2 separate regions of the Homo sapiens genome follow, and region 1 is linked to region 2. Evidence: read pairs that join two places in POLR2A ChIA-PET (ENCODE). Cell type or tissue: IMR-90. All regions are shown on one strand. Links, peaks and the distances in the headings refer to the core of each region. The heading gives the core; the rest is flanking DNA. Region 1 has its middle 350 kb from the start of LINC02712. Region 2 overlaps KIRREL3 (kirre like nephrin family adhesion molecule 3).

Region 1 (8,683 bases), core at 3,548-6,047, 800 kb before region 2:
CCCAGGGGTGACTAAGACTAAAGCGGTAGAGCTCTGTGGGACTTCAGTCCCTAGTTAGTCTCACTTATGCCACCTGCAAACGAGTAAGGGAATCAACAGATGGCTGAGGTCTATATTTGTAGAATAGAATTACAGGGGGAAAAAATAACCCTTATAACCAGCTCCTGAACTTAAGAAGAAAATTTCTTTCTTTATATTTTTCTACATATGACTTTGAGAGAGGACTGAGGTTGGAGGCAGTACATTTTGAAGAGCAGGTGATCTAATTTTCTCAAGAGGTGAAATGAGCAATGTTACCTCTATGGCTTCCTGAGACGGTTTGGCAACATTTGTAAAACTGTGATCAGCCAGTGGCCACTGATGAGGCAAAGGGGGTCATGTTTGGGATAACACTAACATTAATAATGGAGGAAATCATTACCTACTGACCATACAGACTTGTTCTGAGAAGTCTGCAAATGTACAGGTCATACTAGTGACATGAAGACTCATATCATCTTATTAAGTAATTTGTCATCTAAGAATGATAATATCTTAATTCATTTCAGAGTATTCAAACATAGCTACCCTCAAATTATTGCTTTTTAGCCATTGTAAACTACTATTCTTAGTCTTCTAAGTATATATATATTTTGCTTAGTCCAATATGGACTACTTCTGTAAGGCAAGATGCAAGTAAATCATTTCTAGATGAAAAAAGTCATTTCAGTTTATAGACAGCAGGAACTTTTTCTCATTTGGTGGAAGATCATATTTTACTAATTAAGAACAACTGGTTTAAAGTAGATAAGGCTCAAAAAATGCCACAGACACCAATGAGGAAGGAAATCACACACTATATATAGGCATTACCTTTAGAACAATCCAACATGAGAATTAAAGCAAATTTTCTTTAGCTTTCTTAAAAACTTCCTTCTGGGTCTCTGGGAACTGAACTGAATACAAAAGAGCCATTAAGAGAATTGAATTTTCAGCTCATTGAAACCACAGCTTCATAAAGACACGATAACTCTCTTATAAATCCTTAATTTTCCGCTAAACAAGTGAAGTTGGAATCAGTTGACTTCCAAGCCTTTGCAGTTATTTTTCTCAGGGAATAGGGCCAAGCCAGTGAGAAAGCCACCATGTTGAATCGGGCCATGTCACATTCAAGAGGCCTGGGGAAAGCCAAACACATTTGGTAGAACAAACACCATCATAAGTTGTTATAGTGTACATGTTTCTCTTAGACTGTATGGCACTTAAAGGGCTAATGTGTGACTGGGAACAACTTAAAAGAAAAGTTCATTACAACTCGTTAAAAATAAATAAAAATCTAAATCAATTTCCATTAGTTAATGTGTAGATATTGCACATGTCTTGAGAATTTTATTATAAATTCATGCTGAGCCTGTGAGTAATGGTGGTTAGTCCATGTCTACTTCCCTAATAAAAAGGAACAGGAGGCTGTATCCAGTACTTTCGTATTAAATGAAATATTTAAAACATGTCCTCTTGTTTCTCATGGCCATGTCCTGATTATGTCAAGCCAAATTAGATGAGTATATAAATCGGAGTAAACAAAAGTGACAGATAAATGAAATGCATGGGGACATTCCCATGAAAACCACCTATGAACTCTATACTAGGTGGCAATTTCACAGGCCATCATCTGGGTATCCTAAAGAAGCAGCCAATCTTCCAGAGGTACTATGTTTGTGCCAACACCCTGCCATTCTCTCTCCATCTCTGCCATGTGTTTGATTTTTTTCACCCAAGATTTATGGCGTCTTCTATGAAGATAAACAGACGAGTAAGAGAGCTCTACAATCCTCTTCCATTTGTCTTTTTGCATTAATAAAACTATTCTAGTTTTATCCTTTTTAAACATAAAGCTACTTCATGGAATGCATGGAATACTATTTGTAAGTCTGGCAATAAATATTCTTACATTTTGGTCTGTGTTTTGCCTTTCCTCCATGTACAATTGCAAACAATCGTCAAATGCTTAGAAGCCCAATACAGTGTTTCTGGAAGCGTTTTATATTATGAACACTGTGTTAGGACTTAGAAGTAAAACTCTGAGCAGTATAGAGGAGGCCTCTGGCCTAAAGAACTTATAATCTAATGAAAGAGAAAGGAGAAAGGCATAATAGAATATGATCATTTTCACGATAAGGAATTCAAGGTACTATGGAAGCATACAAAAATGTACATAAACTGTTTTGGTGAACCAGAAATGGTTTCCTAGAGGAATTGATGATTAAGACCAGAAGGTTAGCTACAAGTTACCTAGATAAAGGCATGAGTTACCTAGATAAAGGGATGCTTGTTCCAATCAGCAGGAACAGTATGAGAGAAAGCAGAGAGGCAAGAAGTAGTGTGATGCTGAAAAAAAAAAAAAGTTCAAAACATCCAAAAAAATCACTATAGCACTCTTAAGAAATTGGCCTGATGACTCCAAGGAAGGTGCAGAGACAGGTGAGGAAAGGCCTTGTAGACAAGGTCACAACTGCAGATTTCACCTGAAGCAAGAGGAGTGATGCTATAAATTTGCATGTTGGAAAAGTTGCTGTGGCTACAGCGTGGAGAATGCATTGTAGGGAACCCAGCCTAGAAGCAGGGAGATGGGTTCCCAGAGTGGATTTAGCCATAGTATAGAAACAGCTCAATTTTATTGAGAGCTTATCATGTGTTGGACACTATTTTAAGTATTGTATGTGAGTTATCTCCCTTAATTCTAACAACCCCATGAGGTAAATATGACTATTCTTCCTGTTTTGTGGATGAGGTTAGGACACAGAAAGACTGAGTCATTTGCCCAAGTTTACGTAACTAGGAAAGGATATATTCAAAGTTTTTGTTTTATAATTCCAACTTTCATTTTCGATTCAGGGGGTACACATGCAGAATGTTACATGGATATATCACATGACGCTGAGGTTTCGGGTACCATTGATCTTGTCCACCAGCTGGTGAGCATAGTACCCAACAGTTTTCCAACCCTTGCCCCCCTCCCTGTCTCTCCCCTCTGGTAGCCCCCAGTGTCTGTTGTTGCTGTCTTTATGTCCATGTGTACCCAATGTTTACCTCCTACTTATAAGTGAGAACACGTGGTATTTGGTTTTCCGTTTCTGTGTTGATTCACTTAGGATAATGACCTCCAGGTACATCCATGTTGCTGTTGCTGCAAAATACACGATTTCACTCTTTTTGTAGCTGGGTAGTATTCCACGGTGTATATGTACCACATTTTCTTGATTTAACCCACGGTCCATGGGCACCTAGGTTGATTCCATGTCTTTGCTGTTGTGAATAGTGCTGTGATGAGCATGCAAGTGTATGTGATTTTTGGTAGAATGATTTCTTTTCCTTTGGGTATATACCAAGTAATGGAATTGCTGGGTCATGTGATAGTTTTGTTTTAAGTTCTCTGAGAAATCTCTAAACTGCTTTCCACAGTGGCTGAACTAATTTGCATTCCCACCAACAGTGTATAAGTGTTCCCTTCTCTCTGCAGCCTCACCAGGATCTGTTGTTTCCTGACTTTTTAATAACAGCCATTCTGACTGGTGTGTGATGGTATCTCATTGTGGTTTTGATTTGCATTTCTCTGATGCATATCCAAAGTTTTAACCGAGAAAGTCTTTTTTTTTTAAGATGGAGTTTAGCTCTTGTTGCTCAGGCTGGAGTGCAGAGGCTCGATCTCGGCTCACCGCAATCTCCACCTCCCGGATTCAAGTGATTCTCCTGCCTCAGCCTCCTGAGTAGCTGGGATTACAGGTGCCTGCCACCATGCCCGGCTAATTTTTTGTATTTTTAGTAGAGACAGGGTTTCATCATGTTGGCCAGGCTGGTCTCGAACTCCTGACCTCAGGTGAGTCACCCACCTTGTTCTCCCAAAGTGCGGGGATTACAGGCATGAGCCACCATGCCCAGCCATAACCCAGAAAGTCTTAGACCAGAGCCATATTCTTTTTTTTTTTTTTTTTTTGAGACAGGGTCTTACTCTGTCACCAGGTTGTAGTACAGTAGTGTGTCTTGGCTCACTACAGCTTCTGCCTCCCAAGTAGCTAGGGCTACTCCAGCCCTTCTGAATAGCTAGGACTATGGGTGTGTGCCACCACACCTGGCTTTTTTTTTTTTTTTTTTTTTTTTTAGATACAAGTTTTGGCCATGTTTCCCAGGCTGATCTCAAAATCCTGAACTCAAGTGATCCATCTGCCTTGACCTCCCAAAGTGTTGGGATTATAGATACGAGTCACTGTGCCCAGCCCAGAGCCCATATTCTTAATAACCACCGACCTATATATAATACTCTGACCTTGGTGACATTAATGGAGGCAGAGGACAGATCCTAAGAACTCAAGAATAAGGCAGTTCCAGGTCAGAACCAAGTTTTTCATGGTTAAGGCTGAGCTGAGCATCTGGAATCATGCAGTTCCTAGTGGAAATGCACCCAAGCCAAAGAGGTGGAGATAAGGGTGCAGGTCAAATTAAGAGGTCATCACACACATCAGCAGAGGAGATCAGACACAGGCGGAGTAGAGAGAGAGGACTTCAAAACACACACAAAACCAAACAAAGCAGAGAAAAGCAGGTTGTCAAAAGATGAAGGAAATATTCAGGGACTAAGAAATTCTCAGGCACTAAAGGAATAGAGCCAGGCAAGCAAGAGAACAGATGTGAAATAACAAATCAGGGCAGAATTTGCTATTGGAGACAGATTTTTGCCTCAGGCCTGGTGCTTTTTTATAGTTCTTGTTGAGTTCCAAACCAGAGTCTTTATGGCTTCTGAGCCTTGCCCTGCTGGGGTGCAGAGAAGGGAGTAGATAATTGGGAACATGTGGTCAAATTGACGCCTGTCAGAAGATGGGGAGTAGCACTTTATAACAGGTTCATCCTGAGAAGAACATGAAGGATATACCATAAATACTTGTTATTAACAGACTTGTGAGTTCCTCTATATTGTGGAAACTCAATAAAGATTTGTTGTATGGATGAATAAATAAGTTTATTTTTATTGCACTATCATTGACTAAATGAAAGAGGAGGCCTCTGTACACTTAAATTCCCTTCCTAATATAAAAAGATAATGGACAGCCTTCTTCATAATAAGTCTATCACTAAAGATAAACCTTAGATTCCTGATCCCTTAACCAATATTATAACATTAAAAGTTATATTTAAGGCCGGGCGCGGTAGCTCACGCCTGTAATCCCAGCACTTTGGGAGGCCGAGGTGGTGGATCATGAGGTCAGGAGATCGAGACCATCCTGGCTAACATGGTGAAACCCTGTCACTACTAAAAATACAAAAAATTAGCTAGGCGTGGTGGTGGGCGCCTGTAGTCCCAGCTACTTGGGAGGCTGAGGCAGGAGAATGGCATGAACCTGGAAGGCGGAGGTTGCAGTGAGCCGAGATTGCGCCACTGCACTCCAGCCTGGGAAACAGAGCGAGACTCTATCTCAAAAAAAAAAAAAAAAGTAATATTTCCAATATTGTATAGTTAGTAAAAAGAAAGATTATGAATATTAAAAAAAGGGAAGATCTGGCTTTGGAAGCCTGTTCTACACTGACCAGCCACAGCTCCTCATCTGGAGAACTGAAACTCCATGCTAGGTGTAAACAGAGTTGAGACTATAAAAATAAACCCTTAAGTATATAGACAATTGATTGTGTTACAAATGTGCCAAGGCAATGAATTCATTGGTGAAAGTAGTCTTTTCATCAAATAGTGCTGGAATAATTGAATATCCACATGAAAAAGATTAACTTAGCTCCTCACCTCATATATGAAAGTTAACTCAACGTGATTAGTGAAGAGATGAAACAATTTTTTATAAGAGACCATAAGAGAAAATCCTTGAGACATTGCGCTAGGCAAAGATTTCCTACATAGGATACCAAAAAAAAAAAAAAAAAAAAAAGGTAAATTGGGCCTCATCAAAATTTGAAACATTTGCACTTCAGAAGACACAATTAAGGAAATAAAAAGACAAGCAATGGATTAGGGGAAAATATTTGCAAAGCAGAAATCTGATAAAGAACTTGCATTCAGAATTTACAAAAACCACTTACAACTCAATTATTGAAAGACAAACAACCCATTTCTTAAAAGTGGGCAAAGGATACAAATAGGTATCATCCCAAAGAGGACATGAATAGCCAATAAGTACATTAGAAAGATGCTCAATATTTTATTTACTAGGGAAATGCAAATTAAAACCACAACAAAATACCACTTCATATTCACTAGAATAGCTTACTAAAGAAGACAGACATTTTGATAAAGTTATGGAGAAATAAGAACCCTCATACATTGTTGGTGGGAATGTGACATGGTGCAACCACTTTGGAAAAGAGTTTGGGAGTTTCTCAAAAAGTTAAACCTAAAATACATCATGATTCAGTAATTCCACTCTTAGTTGTATATTCAAAAGTAATAAAAACTTGTCCACAGGAAGACCTGCACATAGATGTTCATAAAGGTTCATAACAGCATTATTCATAATAGCCAGAAATGGAAATGACCTAAATGCTCATTAACTGTTGAATGGACAGACAGAACACATTCTATCCATACACGAACTACTACTGAGCAATGAAAAAAAAGGAACTGCTGACACATGCTATGTCACGGATGAATTTAAATCCTTGGGCTGAGTGAATGAAAGAAGACACAAGACACTGCATCTTGTATGGTTCCTTCATATAAAATGTCTCCCAAAGGTACATTTATAGGGGTGGAAAGTAGATTAGTGGTTGCCTGGGGTTAGGGGAAGGGGTATGGATTAGATGATTTATAAATGGGCAAAAGGGACCTTACTGGGGGGATTAAGTGTTCTAGGACTGATTTACTATGATAGTCATAATTCTACCACTTGATAAGGTTAGTAAAAATTACTGCATTTCACATTTGAAATGGGTAAATTTTATGAAATGTGAAATATACTTCAATAAAGTTATTTTAAGCCAATAGTAAGAATTAAATAAGTTAATTACCCAAGAAATGTTCATTTCTTTACTATCTCTTTCACTTTATTATAGTTGACAAGGAGTGCCAGAAGCAGAGCACCATGCCTTCTCTTTTTCACCCTCTTCTCATATAAACCATTTTTTCCCATTAAAAAATATAAATAACTAAAGAAAAGTTTAAGTGATCAGTTTCTACTCTTAGAAAACTTCTGTTTTCTCTTCACATTCAAGACAGAGGGCTCTGAATAAGAAAATCTGAACAACGCCTCCCTCTCCAGAGCAGCCTGCCTTCCCACCTTCCCTGTCGGGCTCTTGACGGCACAGATGCTTCGCACAAGCCCAGCTGGTGGAGTCCAATGTCGCTGGCTTTGCTGAGTGCCTGGGTGAGGACGTTGGCCTCAGCATGTTAGCAATCCCTATTTGCTGGTTCTAATAGATACATTTTGCCTCCAGCAAAAAGTCTGCGAATAGTTAATAAGAATAATGAGCAGTAGCAGAGAATTAATGGCCTCTTTATGAGAGATGGAGTTCGGTGTTCAGTGTTCTTGAATAGGAAAATTGTTTTATAGGCAAAATTAACTGGAAAGACCTTATTTAGCCAATTTTAAGGTAATGGGTTTTGGCTTCAAAATGTCAGTAAATGCAGGAAGGAAGAGTCCAGGTAAGGTTTGAGCCACTCACATAGCATTTCCTCAATTACTGAAAAGAGCAGGTTTGCCCCTCTGCAGCAGGTGGAAGCATGAGTAGTTGCAACCCCTTGCAAAAGGAAAACAAAGACAGCAATTTCTGTAGGTGCATTTGAGCTTTATCTTGGTTTACCTTTTGCCTTGCACATTTATTTGTTTTTTCCAGGGATGCTGAAACCATCAGGGCATTCATGTTACCTTCAGTGGCTGGCCATGCTATACTCATCTGGGTGAGTGATCCTTACCTACTTCACTGTTTATGACCTATGTTCAGCATAATACATCCTGAAAATGCTCAGCCAGATCCCCAGTTGGCCAGTTCCCAGGTGAGCCCTGGAGCCCCCCTGTGGATGGTAGCTCTAGACACCTGGATTTGAGAGATGCCGTCAATAGGAACATAATGGTCCAATTGATAGGGGTGCTGGGTTACGCCCTAAGCAAGCAGGCTTTTCCAGTCATGTATTGATTTAATCTATTTAAAAAACAAACAACAACAACAACAAAAAAGAACTAAAACACAACAACAACATTATACCAAACATTGTTGAAATGCTGGTAAGTCATTTCAGGCCACTAGTCAGATTGTTAAAACTGGCCTAGCAAGGATGAGGCCAGTAAACATGGAAAGAAGGTCACCAAAGAAAACCACACCCACTCAGTTCCTCAAAATTGTCATCATCTGGGCAGTGTTCATGTCCATTTACAGGACAATTCCTGTTGAAGAAGGCAGGTGTCAACAACTGCATCTAGTTCCAAAGCTTTTTTGTTGTTGTTGTTTCTGTGCGTGCACCATCAATTTGCTCTTTTACTTCATTAGTAATAATATGATAATGTGCCGGGCACTGTGCTGAGTTTGGCAGGGAAAAGAAGACACCTTCACAACCCTCTCAAAAGTTCTCACAGACTGTCAGGTCTAAATCTGAGGCCCACGGGGAGCTTTGGGGAAGAATATGCCAGTTGTCTTCAGAATAGTTTCAAAGGGTAAAGCATGTCAGGACAGTACTATGTACAAAATAGGTACCAAAAAGCTGCACAGAGGA
Region 2 (8,683 bases), core at 3,093-5,592:
GTCCCAGGTTAAAAAGCAAGAATATCCAAAAATGGCCAGGTAAGCCCTTTCCAAAGGAAGGGATGTTGGTTGGAAGTTACATATATATATATATATATATATACTGTGTTTATCCGTTGACCCATGAAAATCTAATATTCTATCAGCTTTACAGTGGTGAGAAGCACTGCTGGGGGGTGTCCCCCTGCCAGCTTCTTCAGCCCTAACAAAAGGGAGAGAAGCCTTGTCTAGGAAAACCCCTCTGAGATTGCTTGCTTATCTGTCCCTGAGAATTGAAGAAACAACATTTCTCATATCCACTAAAGCCTTCTGATAATGAACTCTGCGATAAGGGGACTCCATTCATAGTGAAGCCACAAATCATTCCAGTGCATCAACCTTTTGCAGTCCCAAGAGAGATAAAGAGGGAATGTTTTGGAGTTCTTTAAAAACATTTTGTGTGCCCGTGGTATCTCAGACCTAGTAAGCTCGAAACACACCCATCCAGCACCTTGGGGGCACGCCAGGTCCTTGAGATATAAAACCTTTAGTCCTCACGAAAACTCAAGGTAGCTGTCAATGTCTCTTACCCATAGTTTCCACACCTGGAAAAGGGGGATAAGTATCCTCTCCACAGCTATAACGGCCAGTGAGTGACAAAAGGAGGATTCAAACCCAGGGCTGTTTGGCCTCAACTCCAGCTCTGGCCTCTGTGTCCTGCCTCCAGCCTGCTGCTGTGCCCGCTGAGACTCTGCTTGTGCCTTGTCCTATCTCCCACCACATCTCCCACCTGTCCAGACCCTCCCATCCATCCTTCCAGGCCTGAATCAACACCCTACAACTTGCCTGCTATGAAGTCTGCCCCAGCTGCTTTAAGTTTTTCTGCTCCCTCCTTCAACAAAATTTTTTACCTCTTATCGTGTGTTTGTATTCTTCTCTGTTCTTGGGTCTTATTCATTTCCCCAGGATAGATTATAAACTCCTCTGGGTCAGAATCCACACCTTATATAGTTATTCCACTTGGGATCATCATGGAAGCTGCCATTAGCTCTAGCTGCACAGATCTTCTATGCGTGTATCTTTTCCTGCAGGAAAAGGTTGGCTTGCTTTATCTTCAGACCTTCTTGGTTACTTTTTTTTTAAAGGCTTGCTACAAAGCTTCATTCAGAAAGTTCAGGAGCAGGCCTCGCAACTCTGCAACTCCGGGTTAACCCTGAAACTCAGCTATCTGCCTCCCTCTGCAGCATTCTCTCTAAACTATGTGCTAGCTGAAATCACTCTCACCAAGAAAGTATTCACATGAACAAAATGAATGGGGCAGGGGGATTTTTCTGCTCTGTTCATTGGTGTACCCCCAGGACTTAGAATAGTGCCTAGCATCTGTTAGGTGCTCTAAAAATCTTACATGAATGAATGAGAGAATGAATGAAAGTTGTTGAAAGCACTTCAAATTTCAGATGACTATCTTAATGAGCTGTTCATTAAATAAATAACCTAATTAGCCGTAATCAAGTGGAACCCAGGTGTCCTGGACCCTGATCAAGTGTGGAAAGTCCAACTCTGAATGTTTGGGGTGCGTCGGGAGAGTGGTATTCTTAAACACTCTCCCTGGATAATTCTGATGCTCACCAATCAAGAGCCACTGTCTTACAGATAATTGTTAGTTATTGGTAGTGAGTCTGGCAAAAGGCTATAAGTACATTGGCAGATTATCTGCAGGTACAATCCTCTTGACAGGCCTAGGCATTGGCCTCAGTGATGCCTGTGGCCTCTGCTCACCGATGTGTATGTGAGCGTTCCTGCCTCCTCTAGTGTCTTGCAAAGTCTGGCCTGAGCCCCGCCCAAAGCACCTAATGCCATCGTACCTGCGAAGCAGATGGCCAACGTGCTCTTAATTGGGGTGGCTGTATCCATCTAATTGGGAAGCTGCCTGGAAGAACCATCTATCACTCCTGCCGGTGACAAATGGCAGGAAGGAGCAGCCTCCCACACAATGGCCCTGCCCACTCCTGCTCCTCCACACCTTATTATGCCTGAGAAATTAATATTCATGTTGTTTTGTCTTGACAAGCAGGGCAGAGTGATGTCAGGTAGTTGCTTCCCTTGTCCTCCTTCTGCACATTCCCCTGAGCGGCTCTGGTAGGGCTGAACCTCTGCTGGGAAAGCCTTAGTGCCTCTCAGCTGGGGACAGAACGGTACCTCCTGCGAGATGCTCTCAGGGGCTTGGCTGAGCCTGGCTGACCGGACCGTCGCCTCAGGCTGCCCAGCATGCTAGGGACCCAGATTATTTGCCACCCTCTGATGTCATATCTACAAGTCTTGCATCTCTACCCTCTTCACTGGGCTGGTTGGGGTCCAGATACCTAAAGCTACTCACATATCTCCAACATGCACATGGCTGCCACCTTCCTCCCCAACTGCCTCTACCCCTAGCGGCCTCGCCCACCAACCAGGTTCATTTCAGTTCAAATAAATGTATTGAGTGTTCCCCATGGGTTAGGCATTGGACCAGGACAGGAGTGTAGGGGATACGTCCCCTGCTATTGCCATCTAGTACATGTCTCATGTCTAAGGAAGTCAAACAGCTGTAAAAATTTCTACAGAATTTGAAAACCAGAGACCAAGCTGCAGGTAGAGTAGAGGCTGACCTGAAATCAACAATTACAATAACTTTCCAGAGTCTACACAATGGGGAGAAGACAGAGTGTTTGCAGGAGAATATCTGTCAATCAATAAGGATGTGTCTTTCTGTAGTATTTTCTAAACTTTCAGATAAGTCTAATGTTCCCTCTTCCCAACACACACACACACACACACACACACACACACTACTACTACTACTACTACTACACAATTTCTGCTTTAAACAGCATACATAGTAAAGAGGAATGGTTAATATTTTATTGAAACTCTATAGTATTCTAGGTATAGACATGTTTTTATTTAATATATGCAACAACTCCGTAAAAGAGATGTTATCATAAGTAGTGAGGAAATAGGCTCAGAGAGGTTACGGAAGGTGCCTAAAGCCACACAACTAGTAAATGGCAGAGGCAGGATTCAAGTTCCTTCTGCATTATGTGAAAGCCTATTGAGCCTCTTCTATTCTGCCACACTGCCTCCCTAAAATCACTTACTTTCTTCACTCTTCCCATTCCTAAGTCACTGTTTGCCTTATTGATGGGCCAGAAGCAATTGCAAACAGCTGTCCTATAATCTGTGCCTTTCCTTTCCCCAGCTGTGAAAACACTTCGTCTGGCACGCAGCTGGCTTCTGTCCTGGCTGTGCAGTGTCCATGGCCCTAGACACTTAGACTCACCTTACAACCTGATCTTTGACAGATGCTCTTGCCCCCCTGATACAGCCACCATGCCAGTTGTCTGCTAAGTCGAGGCATCCTCGAAACGTTCCTAATACTCTAATCAAGATTGATCTGTCCTTCTGTGGAGCATGGCCACTTCCTTAATCAGCTTGGGCTCATTTGAGCCTCTCCTCCTGCTGAAGCCTCTGATTCAAGAGCTGAGTGGCTCAGCCAGAGCCAAGAGGACGGGGTGCCAAGATCTAGAGCTTCCCACCCGTGGGTTGTAGTGGGTCCACATAATGACCCCCTCAGCCTTCAGATCAGGGTGGGGTTGGGACAGCCAGAGTGCCAGAGTCACCTCTAGATATGGGTCCATCACATGTTTATTCCAGCTGCCCTACAAATGCTATCATTAGCTAGCGTGACAGGATGTGAACAAGTTAGGGAAGCTCGGTGGAGCTCCCTGACCCCTCTGGGATCTGGCATTGGTCTCATTGCTCTTCTGCATGTCATTTTACAAGTGTCATTTTGCAGCCACATAGGCTGGAAGGATGAGAAAGCAAGGCATCCCCTTCTGGGCATGGGACAGGGAGTACCGAGCAGGGGTTCCAACCATAGGACACCAGAGGACTGGGGATGCTAATGCCTGATTGGTGGGAGAAATGGGAAGGTAGAAGCCTGAGGATATTGCTAAACCATCCCCTTCTGTCCCCCACAATGAGGAAGCTGAAGCCCTCAGTCACTCGCATCCCATGGCCAGCATGCCAGCTAAGTCACCATCAGCTTCTGTTGACTGGCTGTCATCATCACCACCATTTTCTGTGGTACACTGCATCCTCTTTCCTTGGAAACTCATTCTGACTCAGGCAAATCCTCATTTCCTTCCTTTTCAGTTGACAGATGCAAAAGTAAACATCCTCAACAGGGTGAGCTGTTTATCCCCTCTGCCTCCTCTGGTCTTAGATGAGCTGTTTTATACACTTGGCTTTTTTGCTGTTTATCCATGGTCCAGCTGCTTAATTTTTCTATCTTTCCTATTAATTTTAATAGTGTTGGCTTTCCTCATTTGTTATTTTTCTCCCTGCAAGCCTACAAGTACATGCTCTTTACCTTAGCTCTATTTTTAATGCAACAGGTTCTTCCTTCCCTAAAGTAACGTGTTTCCTTTAAACACCCATGATATCTACATTTGTTTAACAAGGCTCTGCTCAGCTGTTCCTCTGAGGTGCTGAGTCTATGATTAGAAGCAGTGCTGTGCTAATGCCATTTCCGGGTGCCTTTTCAATAAGTCACTTATTTCTCTTCCCTGCGTTTGTTTCCTGAACGATTATTGATTGTGGTCAGCCTCCTGCGGCTTTCAGAGTGGCTTTGGTCTGTAACAACATGGAGACCAGGCTTTGGCGCAAAGAAGAGCCTTAGATTTTGCTTTCATGTAGCCACTGACCTCCCTGCTGGGGTGCAGATGGGGTTGGTGAAAAGGAGGAGATTAAATAGTATCCTTGGAACTTTGTGAGCACGTGGGAGATTCCTGGGTTACAGATTTGTACTCAGGTCTGGCCTCAAAATTCAGCCTGAGAGATTATAAAATGGAAACATAGCCAGGACTTTATTTCTCCACAGCGGGTCTCTAACTTTAAAATTCTAAGCAGTTGTAACATAATTCAGAATTGAGGCAGTGAATCCAAGCACAGAGAGATCAAACCTGCCATCAGCCCACTCCTAAATAATATTGCCCATTATCATACTATTGGCTTGTCAAACCATGGAATCTTCACTCAACTTCAGGAAACGTAAACTCGGAAAGAAGTCTTCCCCTTAAAGGAGAAAAACAGTTCACCTATTGTCTATGCAATTGTAGGATAATTGAGCTGACATGCATTTGAATTATAAAGAATACATACTGTCCTTGTTATTTACCTACTTTCTAATTTTAACATGTAGCACTAGTGATAATTACTGGCATTCCATATTTATACAAAACTAACTCTTTCTTAAGACTCCAATACGGCAATTATCTTTATACAGTATATGCTGTTTTTCTATAAATGTTGAAAATTCAATAATTATCACTAGAACTAGCAATGGCATTTTGAATACAAATAAATAACAAGGAAAGAGGTTATTTATTCATTAATATTCAAAAGACACACTAATTCCTCTTCATCTGTAGTGGATGAACTCAGCTCTGGATCTGTAAGAACTTTACGTAAGCCAGTTAAAACTGTCGTCGTGTGGTTTTTGCTTATTAAGAGTCAACAAGAGCTGCCTCAAAGGGAAAAGAGAACAAGGAATATACCTCATGATAAAAATAATAGCTCGGCCGGGCACAGCAGCTCATGCCTGTAATCCCAGCACTTTGGGAGGCCGAGGTGGGCAGATCACGAGGTCAGGAGATCGAGACCGTCCTGACTAACACAGTGAAACCCCGTCTCTACTAAAAACATACAAAAAATTAGCCGGGCGTGGTGGCGGCTGCCTGTAGTCCCAGCTACTCGGGAGGCTGAGGCAGGAGAATGGCGTGAACGTGGGAGGCGGAGCTTGCAGTGAGCCGAGATCGCGCCACTGCACTCCAGCCTGGGCGACAGAGGGAGACTCCGCCTCAAAAAAATAAATAAATAAAATTATAATAGCTCACATTTATGAAATGCTACTACATGCCAGATACTGTGTGCTTTCAAAATTTGTCCCATTCATCCCCTCCACAACCTCACAAAATAGCGGCTATCCTTCCCCGTGTTACAGAGAAATAAGATGAGGGTTTAGAGAAGTCAGTTGTGTGCCTCAGGTCACACAGTGGGAGAAGTGAGAGCTAAGAACAGAATCAGGGTGTGACTCATTCACTAGGCTTGCCCCTTCCTTCCACGTGGAATCTTGAGTAGAGCCAAGTCATCTCTTGATGCCCCCATCCTTAACTCAATCCAGAAATATCGTGTGCTAAAGGTTGTTATGGAAATGAACTTGTAAAAGCTAATTGCTCCTCATGGTCCTGGAGAATAAAGACAAAACTGCAAGCCAGGTGTCTTTTGTCATCTGTTTTTAAATAAGCCAACACCGTAAGAGACTTTCTTTTTTTTAAAGCTTTACACCCAAAAGAATGGATCAACAGGTTTAGGTGTTCTGCATGTCAATGATGAATCCTCTAAATTTAGGGTACAACTGCAAGAAGGTGACCTAAAGGAATCCACCTTTTTATTTCTTTTACTTTCTTCTTTTCTCTCAACTTTTAAGTTCTGGGGTACATGGGCAGGATGTGCAGGTTTGTTACATAGATACGTGTGCCATGGTGGTTCGCTGCACCGATGAACCCACCACCATCACCCAGGTATTAAGCCCAGCATCCATTAGCTATTCTTCCTAGTGCTCTCCCTCCCCCAACCCACACCCCCATCAGGTCCCAGTGTGTGTTGTTCCCCTCCCTGTGTCCACGTGTTCTCACTGTTCAGCTCCTACTTAGAAGTGAGAACATGCAGTGTTTGGTTTTCTGTTCCTGTGTTAGTTTACTGAGGATAATGGCTTCCAGCTCCATCCATGTCCCTGCAAAGGACATGATCTCATTCCTTTTTATGGCTGCATAGTATTCCATGGTGTATATGTATCACATTTTCTTTATCCAGTCTATCATTGATGGGCATTTAGGTAGATTCCATGTCTTTGCTATTGTGAATAATGCTGCAATGAACATATGTAGTGCATGTATCTTTATAATACAATGATTTATATTCCTTTGGGTATATATCCAGTAATGGGATTGCTGGGTCAAATGGTGTTTCTGACTGTAGGTCTTTGAGACCACAATGGTTGAACTAATTTACACAATGGTTGAACTAATTTACACTCCCACCAACAGTGTAAAAGCATTCCTTTTTCTCCATAACCTCGCCAGCATCTGTTGCTTTTTGACTTTTTAATTTTAAAAAAAAAGCCATTCTGCCTGGCATGAGATGGTATGTCATTGTGGTTTTTATTTGCATTTATCTAATGATCAGTGATGTTAAGCTTTTTTTCATATATTTGTTGGCCACATGTATGTCTTCTTTTGAGAAGTGTCTGTTCATGTCCTTTGCCAACTTTTTAACCGGGTTTTTTTTTCTTGTAAATTTAAGTTCCTTGTAGACTCTGGATATTAGACCTTTGTCAGTTGAATAGACTGCAAAAATTTTCTCCCATTCTGCAGGTTGTCTGTTTACTCTGATGATAGTTTCTTTCGCTGTACAGAAGCTCTTGAGTTTAATTAGACCCCATTTGTCAATTTTTGCTTTTGTTGCAATTGCTTTTGGCGTTTTCATCATGAAACCCTTGCATGTGCCTATGTTCTGAATGGTATTGCCTAGATTTTCTTCTAGGGTTTTTCTAGTTTCGGGGATCCCACCTTTTTTTTTTTTGCCTTTGTTTCATCACTTTGTAGATTCTGAATAAGAAGCTTTAAGGGCACTATTCACTTATTCATATTTGAGACCTCTTTGCTTGAAATTCACCACATATGTGAACCTCAATACCAATTATCTGTGCTCCTGGGTCCTAATGACTAAATGGTTAATGTTAGTCAAAATGGTTATGAAGATATCAAGCTCTAAATAAACAGGGGAATTCATTCTTCAGTAATTCTTTGGGCAGAATTCCCACTCAATGAAGTGGATGTCAGGTGGACAAAATCTCAAGGTAATATTTTGGTCCAGAATATTTATAACTTTTTAACCAAAAATATCATCTTGGCAGTGCAAATGTGTGATAAGGAGCTTAGTGAGGGACTACCCCAGGAGCAGCAAACTACGAGGATCCAAGGTCCCACCAATTCATTTGTTTCATACACAGGTGGGAGAGGTGCTTTGGACTAGTGAACATGTTTTTAATGATTTTGAAGTGAATCCCAAAGCCTTATTAATGCCCCAGTCACAAAGGAAAACAAGACTGCAAATGCCTTCATCTTCATGCCTCCCAAGTATCTGAAGGCACAGTCCTTGAATCAAGTTATTTTCAGCTCAAACGAGTTGCTGAATTATTTTCACTAAATTTTTTCTACCTCCCTAAAGCCTTGCAGTTACTACAAGGAGACACGAGCCCTATTTCAATGATGGAAGTCAGTTTCTGAGTCTAAACTGGAGAAAACAAGACTTGACACATAGTGAGCTGTGGCTAATGAAATGGAGAAACAGGCATCATTGCCTTGATCTGCACATTATGTTCTGCAGTGTGGTCTCACCTGGGCCGTGAACTGCAGCCCAACAACCTCCAATGAGAGCCCAGCTTCCCGGTCACAGCAGAGGTGCGCAGATTCCCGTAGGCCACTTCCTTTAGATGGAGCCATGTTCTTGGGCAAGTAACTGGGAAATAGAGAAACAGAGCCAGACCCAGAAATTGGATCATTGTAGAAGTTGATTGAAATGCATTGCTTGATTGCCTGAG

The links. ChIA-PET counts read pairs that join two places held together with the same protein. Peaks named below come from ENCODE experiments on the same cell type or tissue, not always from the same donor. Only the 100,000 strongest peaks of a DNase experiment are listed, where the experiment ranks them.
Region 1: POLR2A ChIA-PET joins it to region 2 with 5 read pairs; 2 of 35 experiments call an interaction of 5 or more read pairs at or near these places.

The regions. Positions count from the first base shown.
Region 1 is chr11:127,614,984-127,623,666 of GRCh38, reverse strand. No RefSeq gene overlaps it. Among named protein-coding and RNA genes, the nearest start is that of LINC02712, 350 kb to the right of the region's middle. In IMR-90, for the core only: no CTCF peak of the experiment used is centred there; no DNase peak of the experiment used is centred there.
Region 2 is chr11:126,812,750-126,821,432 of GRCh38, reverse strand. All of the region lies in intron 1 of KIRREL3 (kirre like nephrin family adhesion molecule 3), which reads left to right. Among named protein-coding and RNA genes, the nearest start is that of KIRREL3-AS2, 120 kb to the left of the region's middle. In IMR-90, for the core only: no CTCF peak of the experiment used is centred there; a DNase peak (open chromatin) is centred at 4,152; H3K27ac peaks cover 245 bases.